5 separate regions of the Homo sapiens genome follow, and all the other regions are linked to region 4. A link is a contact called in ENCODE Hi-C or POLR2A ChIA-PET data. All regions are on one chromosome and are shown on one strand. The core of a region is the stretch at or near the end of the contact, and the rest is flanking DNA. Distances in the headings are between cores, read along the strand shown.

Region 1 (2,700 bases), core at 71-2,570, 1.1 Mb before region 4:
TTTGATCACTGAGATCCAGGATAACAGCTGCAGAAGAGGTGATTAGCCAAACAAACAACACACAAATTGGTATGTAAAAATAATCGGTGCCCTGGCTAGCTTATCAGTCCATTGAGGTAAAAGCGATCCTGTACAAAAACTACCACTGTGCCAGAGGAGTGAAGAGGCAGCAAGCTAACCACGCAATTCAAAACAGGCTCTTGTCAAAAAAATTCTCTAGTATATGATCACCCTGAGACTTACCCACATTTCTTATACTTTCTATGAAATGCTAAGGCTCACTTTTAATCTAAAATAGACAAACTTTCTTCATGTGCCTCTGAGTCCTCTTCTAGTTTCACAAAGGATTAAATAAAAAGGGCCTCAAAGGACAAAAGAAGGAAGTATAGAAAGGAGGGATGGAGGGAGAGACAGGGAGAATGAGAATACAGAAAAATAGAGGAAAGCAAGAAAGAGACAGAGGGAGAAAGATAAACGGAGAAAGAAGAAAGAACAAACAGCAGAGAGAGAAACAAAGAAACAGAGACAGAGGAAGAAAGAAAAGAAAAAAGTTCATGGGAAAAAAATAGTGATGCATTTCATGGAAAAGCTATTTGTTAAAGAGTCCCTCTTTTTTCTGTGTACAGTATCATGCCATATGTGGGAAGTGAACAAGGCTGGAACACCGCCTAAGAACATCTGCCACGGACTTTAAAAGCCCTAATAATAGCACAGCTGGTGTCCCCAGCCTAATGAGCTCACCACCCACGTGACTGCTCCTTCTCCAGCAGATTCTCCAGAGAGAGAAGGCAGCCAGCAAGAGAAGCAGTCCCCGCCCCCGCCCTCCCCCACATTCATGCTTTATTTCCTCCACGGCTTTCATTCTCCCCTTCCAGAAACCACCCCTTCTCATTTTCTTGAGCTAAGTTACCCTGATCCAGCAGTCCTTTGAACAGACACATTCTTCTTTTCTCCTTCCCCTCTCCCTTTGAACAGACACATTCTTAACATGAAAGGCAAATACCAGAAATAAAATATGGGGACATCACTACAGGTCTTATGGACATTGAAAGAGTAATAATTGTGCCAATTAATTCAGTAGCTTAGATAAAGTGGATAAAGCCCTTAAAATACACAACTTATCAAAATTAATGTAAGAAGATATAAATAACCCTATACTTATTTTTAAAATGGAATTCCAAATGAAAAATTTTCTACACCACAACGAAAGGCCAGCGTGCCCCAGCGTGCCTCGTTGCCAGGGTCTGAGGTACAGGCCCCTCCAGGAGTGCTGGTCTGGGAAGTTATGTCTGACAGGAAGACTCTCCCCCTGACCAAGGCATATTGCTAGGAGGAAACCAAGCACAGCAGAAAGCGGGGCAGGGAGGACGTAAACAAAGAAGTTAGGTTTTTACAAGGTTGGCAAGTTTTAACCCCCTCTGGTATAATCTTTTGAAACTAATTCCCATCACGGTATGCTTTTAAAAGCTCTCTAGCATTTTAAGAAACTGCAACTTAGCATCAGGAAGGGAAAGAATTTCAGCTTCTAAGGGGAAGCCTAGCAGAAAGTGACAAGAGGAGACTCACGTTGGCACTGATGTGGTATCCCTAGCAATTGGAAGAGAAGCTGAAAAATCTGGGATCTCTCACTCTCAGTCCAGGGCAACACATCCTGACAGCCAGGAAGAGTCAAATGGCTATGGTAAGACGTATGGGGTTTATTCACCAGAAAAAGACAAAGAACGCCACATTTCAAAACTCAGGCTTGGTAACACAATAGCATGGGTGTGTATGCAAGCATGAAGTACTGAAGCTAACAAATTACTAGATTCTATCCCTGTCTAGCAAGTACTTATTTCAATAGCAATCATATGATTAGCTGAAAGTGGGCAATCATTAACTTCATCTACTGTTAAACAGTTACACACAAAAACATGGTGCTTTATATCTTGTTAATATCATGAATAAGTTATGTAACCCTTGACAGTGTTCTGTTTTGATTTAAAATACCAATGCTATTGCTGCCATAAGTTAAACACTGCAAAATTATAAAACTTCAAAGATAATTACAGCATTTTAAGGACTATCATAAATACTTTTATGCAACTGCGATGTTTACAAGGCTAAGCCAGCATCTCTTCTGAAAAACAAAGAACCAAATGATACAACTAGAAATATCTGCATACCTACTATGTATAAACAAACCCAAAAGATATTTTAGCTTCTATCTCACTTGGCCTCTCACAGCAGAGTAACCCTGTGAACCCTACCCTTCACCAAAAGAACACTCCCTCCCCCAGCAATTCTGGTCTTCTCCCAATCTCTAGTCACTACTCCTCTGTGAGTTCTCCTACACATGGATATCACTACACAGGAATGGTCCCCAAACCCTTGCCTCAAACTCCTATCCCTCTTCGAAGTGTCAGGCCCAGACGTCCCACTGCCCTAAACATCTCCACTTAGAAATCTCAGGAGTAGCCGGTCACGGTGGCTCACGCCTGTAATCCCAGCACTTTGGGGGGCCAAGGAGGGCGAATCACCTGAGGTCAGGAATTCGAGACCAGCCTGGCCAACATGGCGAAACCCCATCCCTACTAAAAATATAAAAATTAGCCAGGCGTGGTGGCAGGCGCCTGTAATCCCCAGATACTCGGGAGGCTGAGGCAGGAGAATTGCTTGAACCCGGGAGACGGAGGCTGCAGTGAGCCAAGACTGTGCCAC
Region 2 (2,903 bases), core at 305-2,804, 1.2 Mb after region 4:
TATTCTAGTCTGCGGGATTTAAGATTCAAAGACTCATCAACCACTTTCTGAGAGACTAGGGACAAAACACAGGGCACAGATTTTTTAAATTTTTTCCAGGCTTTTCTTTTTCTAAGATCTGGTTTCTGTTTGAGCATTGAGCCATATGCACAAAACCTGGAGTTGCAGAGAGTACCAGATGCTGTTAGTGCCTCTCTAAATATTCCCTAGGGCCTCACCATTTTAATGCAGGCTAGTCAACCTTCAGCTGCCAGCATCTGCATCTCTGGAAGCTGAGGTCTTCTGCCTGTGTGTGGAGCAGGTTAGAAGCATATGGCAAGAATTCATATAGCATCCTTCCTTCCCAAGGAAGGATTGACCCCAGGTGGGATAATGCAGTGCCTTCTACACTAGTCTGAGAGTGCCCCAGTGGGATTGAGCTCCAGTTACCCACAGCAGTCACTTACTTAATAACAAACGCTTCATTGCCTGCCTGCCCTGTCCTGCCTCACTTCCCCACTTCTATCTCAGTGTGTCTTCCAACATCTCTTAAGTGGAAAACTTGCTTCTATTCAAGTTCTCTGGGTTTGTTTCTGGAGAATCTGATCTAAGACACAGGGAAACCCAAGGTTGCCATGTGATTACCCACCTTCACTTGGGGCTTGGTGGGTCCTGCTCTGCTGAACTTACCACCGTAGCTTAAGTCCTAAGCCTGGGGCTACTCATGGGAAAGCTTTACTTTTTCAGCCTTAGAAAGTGTTCATTTTCTTCTTGTCCACAGTCCTCTAGTGCAGGCAAAACAAATTGAGCTCTTGAAGCAGGCATGCCCTTATAGTAGAGATAAATGGATTAGCACCTATTGAATTAGGAAGGAAGTTGACTGTTTGCCCTGCCTCTCAGCCTCAGTTCTGAGTGATGATTCATGTCCCAAGTGTCTTCCCTTGGGATGGCTATGAAAAAAAAAATTATCTTAGATAGCAGTGGCTTCTGAAATTCTGGTTCTGGGGAAGCTAAGAAGACACAGAGTGATGTTACCAAAGTTCAGTCACTCTGTGACAATGAATGTGTTAGAATAAAGGATGGAATTTATTATAAAAATTGCATATTACCCAATTATAGGGGTTGCTGGGAAAATAAAATTCTGAAAGAAGTAAAGAAAAAGAGCCATGGGGTCAGAGAATAAGTCCTAACCAGACCTCCTAAGGCACTATTCAGTAGACAAGTCAGAGCTTGCAGGGAAACTTGATAAGCATGTCCAGTTACTAAAGTAGAACTATCATGGAGAGAAAGTTGTTGCCTCTGTGAGTCTACCACCTCTGTGCTTCCACAGTCAAGTTGGTGAGCTGGGCTTGCAGCTGGTCAGCAGGACCAGCTGTTGGGAAGAACTGGACAAGGAGAGAAGGAGAATGAGGACAAGCCAGAGCTGGCTGCATACCTCTGCATCTGCCCATCTCTCTATCAGATCCCAAAGTCCCTTGGGGAATAATGGCCGTTGCTCTATTTCTGTCTCCAAAATTTTGTTCCGATTTCTCTTTTGATCAGCCCTATCTGGAGCCACTCAGGGACAGCGATTCTGGGCAACCTAGTTCCAGCTCAGTGAAGTTGACAATAGAATGACTCAGCACAGTCAGATATCAGGTAGAATTTATCATGCCAAATGACCTACCCCAGACTTTGACCAAAATTCAGCTGACTTTGTTTTAGTTTTTGCTTGTTTGTTTTTAAACATTCTCTCCTGTCTTCAAACACAGAGGGGGTACTTATTACTGATTTCTGTACCCCAGGAGCTATGTGCGTCAATGATGAATTTACTAGAGCAGGGATTCTCAACTGGGGGGATTTTGCCCATAAGGGGATATTTGGCAATGTCTGGAGATATTTTTTATTGTCATGATTGGGAGAGGGTAGAGGCCAGGGATGCTGCTAAACATTCTACGTTGCATAGGAAAGTCCCTCAGAACAAAGACATAATCTGGCCCAAAATGTCAATAGCACCATTGTTAAGAATCCTGCACTAGAAGTAGAAGCCTTCCACTAATTTACTCAATTCTTTTATTTTGTTTCATCAAGTGCATTTAGAAACACTAACAGAGAATAAGAAGCATCTATTAATAACCATAGGTTTTTATCTACTTCCTTTACCAAAAGGAAAAGGAAGATTCTAAACTTTTGCAATGATTTCAAGGCCCTTGTTTTTTTCTGAACAGGATATAATGACATCCTTCCTTTTTTTTTTCTTTTTTTAAAAAATTGTTTTCATTTTTTATAGAGACAGAGTCTTACAATGTTGCCCAAGCTAGTCACAGGATCATGCTTTAATGCATCTCTTCTAAGATGTAGAGCTTCCTCTAGTACCCCAGAACAAATCAGGTCCCCATTAGTCACTCTCATAGTACCCGGAATTTTTTCTTTACATCATTTGTCACAATGACAACAAAACACTTACTAGTAAAATCATTTGTATGCTGCCTGCCCAATCCACTAGAATGTAAACATTATCTCACATAGTCTGCACAACCATCTTATGAGGAACATATTTAATTTTATAGATGAGAAAACTGAGACTTAGAAAGGTTGAATGCTTCATCTAAAATCACCCAGATAACATGTAGAGAAATCCAATATCTGCTGCAGTAAAGAGTCATGAGGACAGGAAATACATTACTATCACAAAAAACAGAGATGAAATGTCTGCTTTTTGAGTGTTTTCCCTTAAGTATTAAAATGATAGCTCTGCTGAAATCTCTTCTGCCTGCAGGTCTGTAGATAGAAGCAGCCCCTGTTCCCAGAATCATCAACCCGCATATCTAAAGTCCTTCTGTAAATAGCTGTTAGTAAGAAAAATGCAAATGAGAATGTCTAATTGCAAATTGCTCCAGCCCCACTTTTGAGACGTCCTGTGGTGACTGAACCACACCTTCCTC
Region 3 (2,851 bases), core at 246-2,745, 1.2 Mb before region 4:
ACCTCATCTTTCAAAAAAAAAAAAGCAAAAATTAGGTGGGTGTGGTAGCCCACACCTGTAGTCCCAGATACTCAGGAGGATCACCTGAGCCTGGAGAGGTCGAGGCTGCGGTGAGCCATGCTCATGCCACTGTACTCCAGCCTGGGTGACAGAATGAGACCCCATCTCAAAAAGAGAAAAAGAGAGAAAGAAAAAGAAAATCGTCACACCCATGTTTCAAGCCACACCTGTGAGATTCCTCTCCCAGAGTGCTCTGTGTTGTATTGTTTCATTTCTTTGAACATTTTTTGGACACCTGCACGTGCCAGGCTCAGCTGGTGTAGAGCCCTGCCACACAGGTGCCCATAACCAGTAACAGTGTCAGTGGGCACAGAACCAAGGTGCAACTGGGTTTACTCTCCCACGAATAAAAATGAAATGAAATTCAAAATAAAAACAGTAGTTGCGATGGACGTGACTAAAGCTGTCCGGGAAGGCTAATCCACCTTGGCTGCAATCAGAGGCACTGAAGGAATGAGGGAGAGGTGCTCACCTCGGCTGTGAGCTGCCGCTGGGCATCCTTAGCAGCCCCCAGATGCTGGACAAGTTCTTCATTTTCCACTGCGCACTAAAGCATGGCAAAGATAGATCACTTCCTAAGATACTTGGTAAAAGTCCAACTTTTTCCCTCTTATTAACCTAATCTGTAATGAACTCATCACTTTCTACAAGGACATGCTCATCTTATACTCAAATTCTGCTTTTTATATTATTTTGAAGGTAAAGTCTTTCCTATATCCACATTCATTCTCTATAGCCCACCGCCCCACCCCCATCTTCCAAAGCTCTCTGGAAGCATTTTACCCCACACTAATAGCAAAGTCCATTTTGCTGCCTCTTCTTAAATCTGAAGAGGATACTGCTCTACTGCAGCACATATCTAGTGCACTGTGTAAAAACAAATACTAGACTAGATGATCCATAAGTTAAACTGCAAAAGTCCATATTTACAACATCTTTTTAATGAATTCAATATAATTTTAGGAGATAAGAGGTCACAAATAAGACTCGTCACCAATTCAGGTAATCAGTTTTATACTACTGAGTCCACTAAGCTTTTTCTGCAAAGCGGCAACACGAACTGCTAAGATATGAAACTAAAGAGCACTGTCTTCTGGAGTAAATGTCCCTTCCCCGTCTCAGCATGGCCATTGTTGTATCAGCCAGATAAACAGAGAAGCCTTACAGCTTTTGCCTTTTTCTGCAAATCAACTATTTGCGATAGCAGGTGTGTGATCTCCTCTTGCTGGCGGGCAGCATCTTCCGTCTTCTTGGCCAGTTCCTCTGAGATACTAGCAATCTGGACATTGGCATCCCCTTTGACAAAGAAGCAACAATCAGGAGAGGAAGTCAGAAAACCACACATGCAGACCCAGAGAGAATGGTTTCTTTGTGGTTTGCACAAGAAAAACCATCCTTACTAAAAGACAGGGTAGAGTGGGGAGGGTGCAGGAAGGAACTCATAATGACCATTTTCCCACATGGAGAAGCAAAGCAGCTTCTTCAGGGCTCAATCAGTTATGAAAAAGAATCTCACCCCATTAGATAGCACTCCTGAGCTCAGTGTAGGGTCCCAAGCCCACCAACCAAGGCTGTCTCCCCAGAACAAATCAGGAAGGCTCCAGTGGTCAGATAGAAAGTGACAAACAAAACATGAGTGCATCTAGCCACATCCTCACATTCCACACAAGAGAACCCATGTGACTAAACAGGAATCCCCTGCTGCACCCAGTTCTAAAAAGGAACTACTGACTGCACAGTGCAATTTCCTTGGAGTTTTCAACCCATATTCAGAGTCATAACTCACTTGACTAGATTTGAACATGAGGTGTGTTTCATCATTATTTTGCTGAAATGCAAAATACTTAGTACTTTGACGAAATGCAAAATAGTACTTTGACGAAATGCAAAATACTTAGTACTTTGACGAAATGCAAAATACTTAGTACTTTGACGAAATGCAAAATACTTAGTACTTTGACGAAATGCAATATACTTAGTATTTTGACCTTTGGTCTTAACTTGTAAACTTAAAATGAAGAGGAGGAGAGAAATATTTATTTGCAAAGGTGAGAACCCTGGCTTCAGCTTCCACAAATCAAATTACTGGTAGTAAGCTGTTCTGCCACATTTTCAACACAGTTTTCTGTAGCTGGGCCTAACTTAGGCATTAAAAAATTCCAATATTCTGGCCAGGGGTGGTGGCTCACGCCTGTAATCCCAGCACTTTGGGAGGCCAAGGCAGGTGGATCACCTGAGGTCAGGAGTTCAAGACCAGCCTGGCCAACATGGTGAAACCTTGCCTCTACAAAAATACAAAAAAATAGCCAGGCATGATGGTGGGTGCCTGTAATCCTAGCTACTTGAGAGGCTAAGCTGGCAGAATCACTTGAACCCGGGAGGCAGAGGTTGCAGTGAGCCGAGATCGCAACTACTGTACTCTAGCCTGGGTGACAGAGTGAGACTCTGTCTCAAAAAAAAAAAAAAAAAAAAAAATTCCAATATTCCAGTATAAAGCCAAAATTAAATTTAAATATCCACCTCAGTGATAAACTGAGATAATACATAGCTGGCAACTTAGCACTAAATAATAGAGAGGGGGTGCCACACAAGGTTGGGGAGGCCTCTAGTTTTAAGAAAAATGCTGCTGAGCCGTAGGCTGGCAGGAGACTGCACTTTAGCAAGGCTGACGCAAATCTGTCTAATCATGACAGCAGATGCAAGGAAGTAAGAAGACAGCAGTGCGGGGACATACTCAGCTCCTTCACGCAGTCATTGACCAGCTGCTGCTCCTTCTCCTCATAGGTGATGG
Region 4 (2,864 bases), core at 308-2,807:
CTGCTTTCCCTGGTTCTAGATCTTTGTATCTCAGGTCCTAGGCTCTTCCCAGTTCTGGAAGATCCCAGTGTCTTTCTCTGAGCTTCCTTTTCTTTTAGAATTGCATGTTCAAGGACCTTTAACAAATACTCAACTCCCTTAACATTTTTTTTTCTAATTTCATCTAAATGTTCACCTAAGCTGTTCATTCTCTGTCTTCTAGAAGTTAGTGAAACAGAATTATCAGAACCAGGCTCTCTTTTGGATGCAGTTGGTGTTTCTCCAAGGTGCTTATTACCTGTTACGGTTATTGCATGCTGGGACTGAGGTATAAACACTTCTGCTCAGGAGACCGAAGGCAGGTTAGGGGAGGCTGTAGGTACCTAGTTGGTAGAGTTTGCTGCAGAATCCTGGAAACAATATTTGGTCTAGGCTCAGACAGCTCTAGTTCAATGCCAAGATCTGCCTGGTATTAGCTGTATGGCATAGGACATGCCATTTATTGTTCCTTCAGTTTCTGCATCGTAAATAGTGATGATTTCAGGATTGTTGTTAGATTATGAGGAATATGGGAGAGTGCTTTGTACACTGTAAACACAATTACAAATGTAGTATGTTTTTCCTGTGCACACTCAGCAATTTGTATGATTAACTCTTTTGCATCTCTGCTTCTCCCTGTTGCTCTAGTTTGTTCACATCCAGGGGGCTAGATCAGACAAGCCTACACAGCTAGTAGCAGGTACGAGGAGGCATCGGATTGTGGCAGCTTCTTCTCTCCAAAGATGCCTCATGTCATTGTGCTTTCAAGGAAAAACAGCAAAGTATTTTTTTCGTTTTTTTTTAATTGGTATGTTGATATCTACTGGCGTACATTTTGTGTAACAATAGGCAAATATTAGGATTGTTAAGATGTTAGAGTAGGGAGAAGGATGCAGGGAATAGAGGACAGAGATAAATTTTACAGTTTGTGAAGATATGCGTGTTCACATCTTGTTTTGTTTTTCCTTTACCCAAACAAATAAATAAGAAAAACTGCCCACTTTGCTCTCTTATCTACCCTTCCTGTGTTCTCATTGGGGCAGAGCTCTGCTGGGGAAGGAAGCGGCCACAACCCCAGGCATTTACTACCTGTTCTCCCCACCTGCTATTTGAGAGAAGTTTTCAAGCTGAAGTTCGTACAGCTGCATTCACTTGGACATGAATATCTGGGAGTTCACGGGTTTGTCTGCCCCTTTGGCCTGAGAGAGCTGGGCGGAAGCCTCCTTGACGTCTGTGTTGACTCTCTGTTTCTCTGGTTTTTCTCTGGCCCAGTTTCCTGTTCACCTCTGTCCTCTGCTGTCTGGTAGGCTTGACTCATAGGAAACCACAGCCAAGTCACCTAGTGGTCTGAGTCACTGACCTTTGGAGCATCTCTTTCTTAAAAAACAATAAAGACAAAAGTAAGTGCCTAAGTAAGTACTGCATTTTGCAATAGATTTCAGCTAAGTATTGCACTGAACGGTTAGTTCTGGGAAGTCCCCACTTGTGACTTATTTTTGGCAACTGTGCTATAAGCAAATCATTTTATCTCCTAGCAACCGACTTCCCTCTTCCCTCCCTCCCTCCCTCCTTTGTATCCACAAGTGTTTGCTGAGAACCCTTTGTGTCCAGGCACTACATTAGGTTCTGAGCACAAAATGAAGACATAGAATGGTCCTCAACAAGCTGCTGATGCCCATAAGAAAGAGGCCTGCAAACATGTGTAAACAAGTGTGACAAGTTCACCGGCAAGGGGCAGCACAGGGTGGCACTGAACTCAGCCTCGGTATTGCCCTGACCACATGGCTGCATGTGAGCATGCCAGGTGAGGTGAGCAGGAGAGATGTTCTAGGCAGCGTTGGATGATTCTCTGTCACATTCCTTTGTGGTCAACTGAATTGCTCTCTTCAACTGCAGCTTTCACTGAGGCCACTTGAGGTTGCACAACTCCTTCCAGACACAGGTGAGCTCCACAGAGGGAGGATATGGACAAGGGGCTAGATTGGAAGGAAGATGGAGGAGAGTGATCCTTACAGCCCTGACATCGGTCAAGGGAGGCTAATAGCAGTGACCTTCCCCATCAATGTCATGTGGACTGGACAGCAATGACCAGGTGATCCATTGGTGGGGAAGTGTCCCCACAGGGACAATGGGGAACAGTCTATTCAGAAGGGACAATATGCTCGTAGCTGATGCTTTTGGCACCCTGTAACAAATCCCCTCAGCACACCTATGATTTTGTCACAGATCTGGTAGAGAGTGCAATGTGGGTTCCCATGACAATGCCCTCTTGAAACATGAAAAATGCTTCCCTGTTTTTTTGCCTCAAAGCCATCTCTGAAACTGGGAGCCCAGTCAGCCCCCAAGCAAGTACAACCTGCAAGTATGGAGAGGTAACGCCCTAGGAGCCATCTCTAACCAGTGAAGAATGAGAGCCAGTAAGCAAGTCTAGCCACTCCTCTTTTGGAGGGAACATTCTAGAAGGCATTCTGCACACTTGCCAAAGGTCACAGAAGAATTGAGCCCCTGTTGCCCAAAGCAGCAACCTTAATGATGCACACTCAGTGGCTTTTCATTCTTCCCTGTCTCACTCTCTCCCTTTTCTTTCACCTCTGCTTTTTGGGATCTCCTCCCAAATAAACCACCTGCACCAAGTCCTTGTGTCTAGTCTCAGGCTGTGATTTTAAGGGAGCCCAAACTAAGAGAGCAATATTATTAAAATTAAAGTTTTGAAATGAAAAGCATTTGAAGGTCCACTAGCAGTCTCCTTAAAATACCACCTACTACCTTTTGGTATTACCATTTATACCTGAGCCAGAGGAAAGGAGAATTCCAAAAAAGGCCTTAAAAACCCTCTGACCCACAGG
Region 5 (2,700 bases), core at 4-2,503, 1.1 Mb before region 4:
AATAAATACATTTTTTGAAAATTCACATGGAAAAAGGTGATTGCCAAAAAAGAAAAAAAAACTAACTACGTGATAGGCCAATTACAAACATATCAATATCAACCTATAAAGCACAATGGATATTCACTGAACCAACTGTCGCATTAGGAAATGAGAAGAAAGTGTGTGAGGGGCTTCCTGACTAACACTACAGAATGACAGTCCACCAGGATCACATTGCCGTCAACTTCTGAAATTAATCTGCAAAACTTACAAAGCCTGAAAAAAAAAAAAATCTCATCTAAGCACTAAAGGGGAACTGGAAGTTTTTGTTTTAAGGCATGTATTTTGAAAAGTTTCATTTCTATTTCCATATTAGCTTCTCAATGTGCACTGAACTACAGTGAAATCACAGCCTTGTGTTTTTGAAAACAGATTCTGCAGCTATGGAAACTGAATCTGTCACTATATTTTGACTTCACTGTAGGATCGAGTGAGAAGAAACATCTCAGCCCGGACACAGCCACTTAGCTACATATCTTGTTCTTTTTAATAAAAAATGTGCTTAACCATAATTGACAAAGTCCTTAAATACCTAATTTTCAGAACAAACTGTATCACATAAAAGTTCCTTCAGTTAACAATTCCTTCAGGCTCGTGTGAAAAAGTACTTGATTTTATTAATTCTAAATAATCCCTAGAGAGGCAAGGGGGTTTTGCTTGGTCCACAATTAAAAGTCAGATTCTAGACTTAAATCAACTTGAGTACAAAGAAGAAATTCTCTACGAAGCACTAACACACACATCTGGGAAACGACAGCTCAAATTTTATCAGCCACTTTTGATAAGTAATCCAAAGCAGACCTCAAGATTACTCAAGAAGTAGCACAAATAATTAGGAATGTGTGGTATTGAGAGAAGAAGCCAAGAGCCTCTGTATAAGAATCCCCCAGGAAACAGTGAGGTCAAGGACCAAAGACACAGAGGGGCTAAAGGGAGCACATCATCCCTCCCCCCAGCCCCTGAAAAAGGCACCCCATTAGCCTTTCTCATTGAAATTAACAGGGCCGTTACTAGGAAACGGGTCCAAACAGTCATGTACACACCAAGTGAATAAACAGTGACAGCTGGGCCTTCAGTGACCATGTCATGGGATGGCAAGATGGCCTTAGAGTGAGTGGGCTGTGATAAGCCAATGCATAAAAGTAATAGCAAGATAGGAAATGAAAACAGGAAACACACAGGCTACAAACTGCATGCATGGTAGGCAGGGAGGACTGAGCCGTGCCTAAGCTAAGGAATACTAGCTCCTCACTGGTCCTTGCTGGGCACTACTTCCAGAAGCACCAACGGCGGAAGGTCCCACTTCTGCACGGCTCATGACCTTGCTGCTTGGGGTGGGGGTGGGGGTCGATGTCCACACCCAGCCTTCCCACGCTGGGTGCTCTCTCTCTCTCTCTCTCCATGACCATCCCATTTCAGAGCAAGTGAATCCCTCCATGGACTTAGGGGTTCTAACACACTTCAGAGCTTCCCCTTCACAACTAAAACTTTTCTTTTTTTTGAGACAGAGTCTCACTCTATTGCCTAGGCTGGAGTGCAGTGGCACAATCTCAGCTCACTGTAACCTTTGCCTCCGAGAATCAAGAGATTCTCGTGCCTCAGCCTCCCAAATAGCTGGGGCTACAGGTGTGTGCCACCATGCCTGGCTAATCTTTGGAATTTTAGCAGAGACGGGGTTTTGCCATGTTGGCCAGGCCAGTCTTGAACTCCTGGCCTCAAGTGATTTGCCTGCCTCAGCCTCCCAAAATGCTGGGATCACAGGCGTGAGCCACTGGACCCAGCCTCAACTAAAACTTTAATAGGGGTTTGTTCTGTTGGAAGGGTAGAAAAGGCATTTTTGGCACAAGGAATAAGAAAACCCTTTAAAAGCTCAACATGGAGTTAGGATTCAAGAGATAGCCAGGTGTGGTGGCTCAAGCCTATAATCCCAGCACTTTGGGAGGTTGAGGCGAGTGGATCACTTGAGCCCAGGAGTTGGAGACCAGCCTGGGAAACATAGTGGAACACCATTTCTATAAAAAAATTAAGAATGAGACAGGTGTGGTGGTACACGCCTATAGTCCCAGATACTTGGGAGGCTGAGGTGAGAGGATAGCTTGGGCCCAGGAGGTCGAGGCTGTAGTGAGTCATGATGGCACTACTGCACTCCAGCCTGCACAACAAAATGAGACCCTGTTTCTTAAAAAATAAATAAAACTATTCCAGTACTTCCACAATTCTGTGGCCCAATTATGTTGGGTAAAGGCTATTCAGTTTGATATTGTCTGATTAATATCAAACTGAATAGCCTTTACGCAACATAATCACAAGCTGAGTACCCCAAATCTGAAAATTCAAAACCCAAAATGCTCCAAAATCCAAAACTTTTGAGCACTGGCATGGTGTTGAAAGGAAATACTCATTGAAGTATTTTGGATTTCAGAATTTCAAACCTGGGATGTTCAATCCGCAAGTATAATGCAAATATTCTTAATTCCAGAAGAATCTGAAATCTAAAACACTTCTGGTTCCAAGCATTTTGGCAAAGGGATACTCAATCTGTATTTTTATTTATCTTATTTTATTTATTTATTTGAGATGGGAGTCTCGCTCTGTGGCCCAGGATGGAGTGCGGTGGCACAATCTTGGCTCACTGCAACCTCCACCTTCCAGGTTCAA

The links. A loop is a pair of places that touch in the nucleus more often than their neighbours do. ChIA-PET counts read pairs that join two places held with the same protein, here RNA polymerase II (POLR2A). Pooled maps may share reads with other maps.
Region 1: a loop to region 4 is called in a pooled map, with 4 times the contacts of the local background. The contact joins two enhancer-like sites. A Hi-C loop is called at or near these places in 3 of 37 single-sample maps with no recorded cell type and 10 of 50 pooled maps. POLR2A ChIA-PET finds 5 or more read pairs at or near these places in 1 of 52 experiments (GM12878).
Region 2: a loop to region 4 is called in a map of endothelial cell of umbilical vein, with 6 times the contacts of the local background. The contact joins two enhancer-like sites. A Hi-C loop is called at or near these places in 1 of 168 maps with a recorded cell type or tissue (endothelial cell of umbilical vein), 2 of 37 single-sample maps with no recorded cell type and 3 of 50 pooled maps.
Region 3: a loop to region 4 is called in a pooled map, with 9 times the contacts of the local background. The contact joins two enhancer-like sites. A Hi-C loop is called at or near these places in 5 of 37 single-sample maps with no recorded cell type and 5 of 50 pooled maps.
Region 5: a map with no recorded cell type shows a loop between it and region 4 (8-fold over the local background). The contact joins two enhancer-like sites. A Hi-C loop is called at or near these places in 2 of 37 single-sample maps with no recorded cell type and 3 of 50 pooled maps.

Annotation. Positions count from the first base shown.
Region 1 is chr3:42,023,810-42,026,509 of GRCh38, reverse strand. It overlaps a transcript of TRAK1 not described here. Among named protein-coding and RNA genes, the nearest start is that of ULK4, 63 kb to the right of the region's middle. RefSeq lists an enhancer at 1,254-2,172. Within about 2 kb of position 1,320, at least 30 of the 41 ENCODE cell types and tissues checked have a DNase peak (open chromatin) inside an H3K27ac peak, as active enhancers do.
Region 2 is chr3:39,750,887-39,753,789 of GRCh38, reverse strand. No RefSeq gene overlaps it. Among named protein-coding and RNA genes, the nearest start is that of MYRIP, 57 kb to the left of the region's middle. Within about 2 kb of position 1,554, at least 2 of the 41 ENCODE cell types and tissues checked have a DNase peak (open chromatin) inside an H3K27ac peak, as active enhancers do; they include endothelial cell of umbilical vein, where a contact is called at or near this core.
Region 3 is chr3:42,191,580-42,194,430 of GRCh38, reverse strand. It overlaps TRAK1 (trafficking kinesin protein 1), which reads right to left. Exons shown (of 16, transcript NM_001042646.3): 7 at 2,795-2,851; 8 at 1,226-1,356; 9 at 533-607. Among named protein-coding and RNA genes, the nearest start is that of CCK, 73 kb to the left of the region's middle. Within about 2 kb of position 1,495, at least 4 of the 41 ENCODE cell types and tissues checked have a DNase peak (open chromatin) inside an H3K27ac peak, as active enhancers do.
Region 4 is chr3:40,970,329-40,973,192 of GRCh38, reverse strand. No RefSeq gene overlaps it. Among named protein-coding and RNA genes, the nearest start is that of CTNNB1, 230 kb to the left of the region's middle. RefSeq lists a silencer at 1,540-1,589 and an enhancer at 882-2,081. Within about 2 kb of position 1,557, at least 29 of the 41 ENCODE cell types and tissues checked have a DNase peak (open chromatin) inside an H3K27ac peak, as active enhancers do; they include endothelial cell of umbilical vein, where a contact is called at or near this core.
Region 5 is chr3:42,065,169-42,067,868 of GRCh38, reverse strand. It overlaps a transcript of TRAK1 not described here. Among named protein-coding and RNA genes, the nearest start is that of TRAK1, 25 kb to the left of the region's middle. Within about 2 kb of position 1,253, at least 14 of the 41 ENCODE cell types and tissues checked have a DNase peak (open chromatin) inside an H3K27ac peak, as active enhancers do.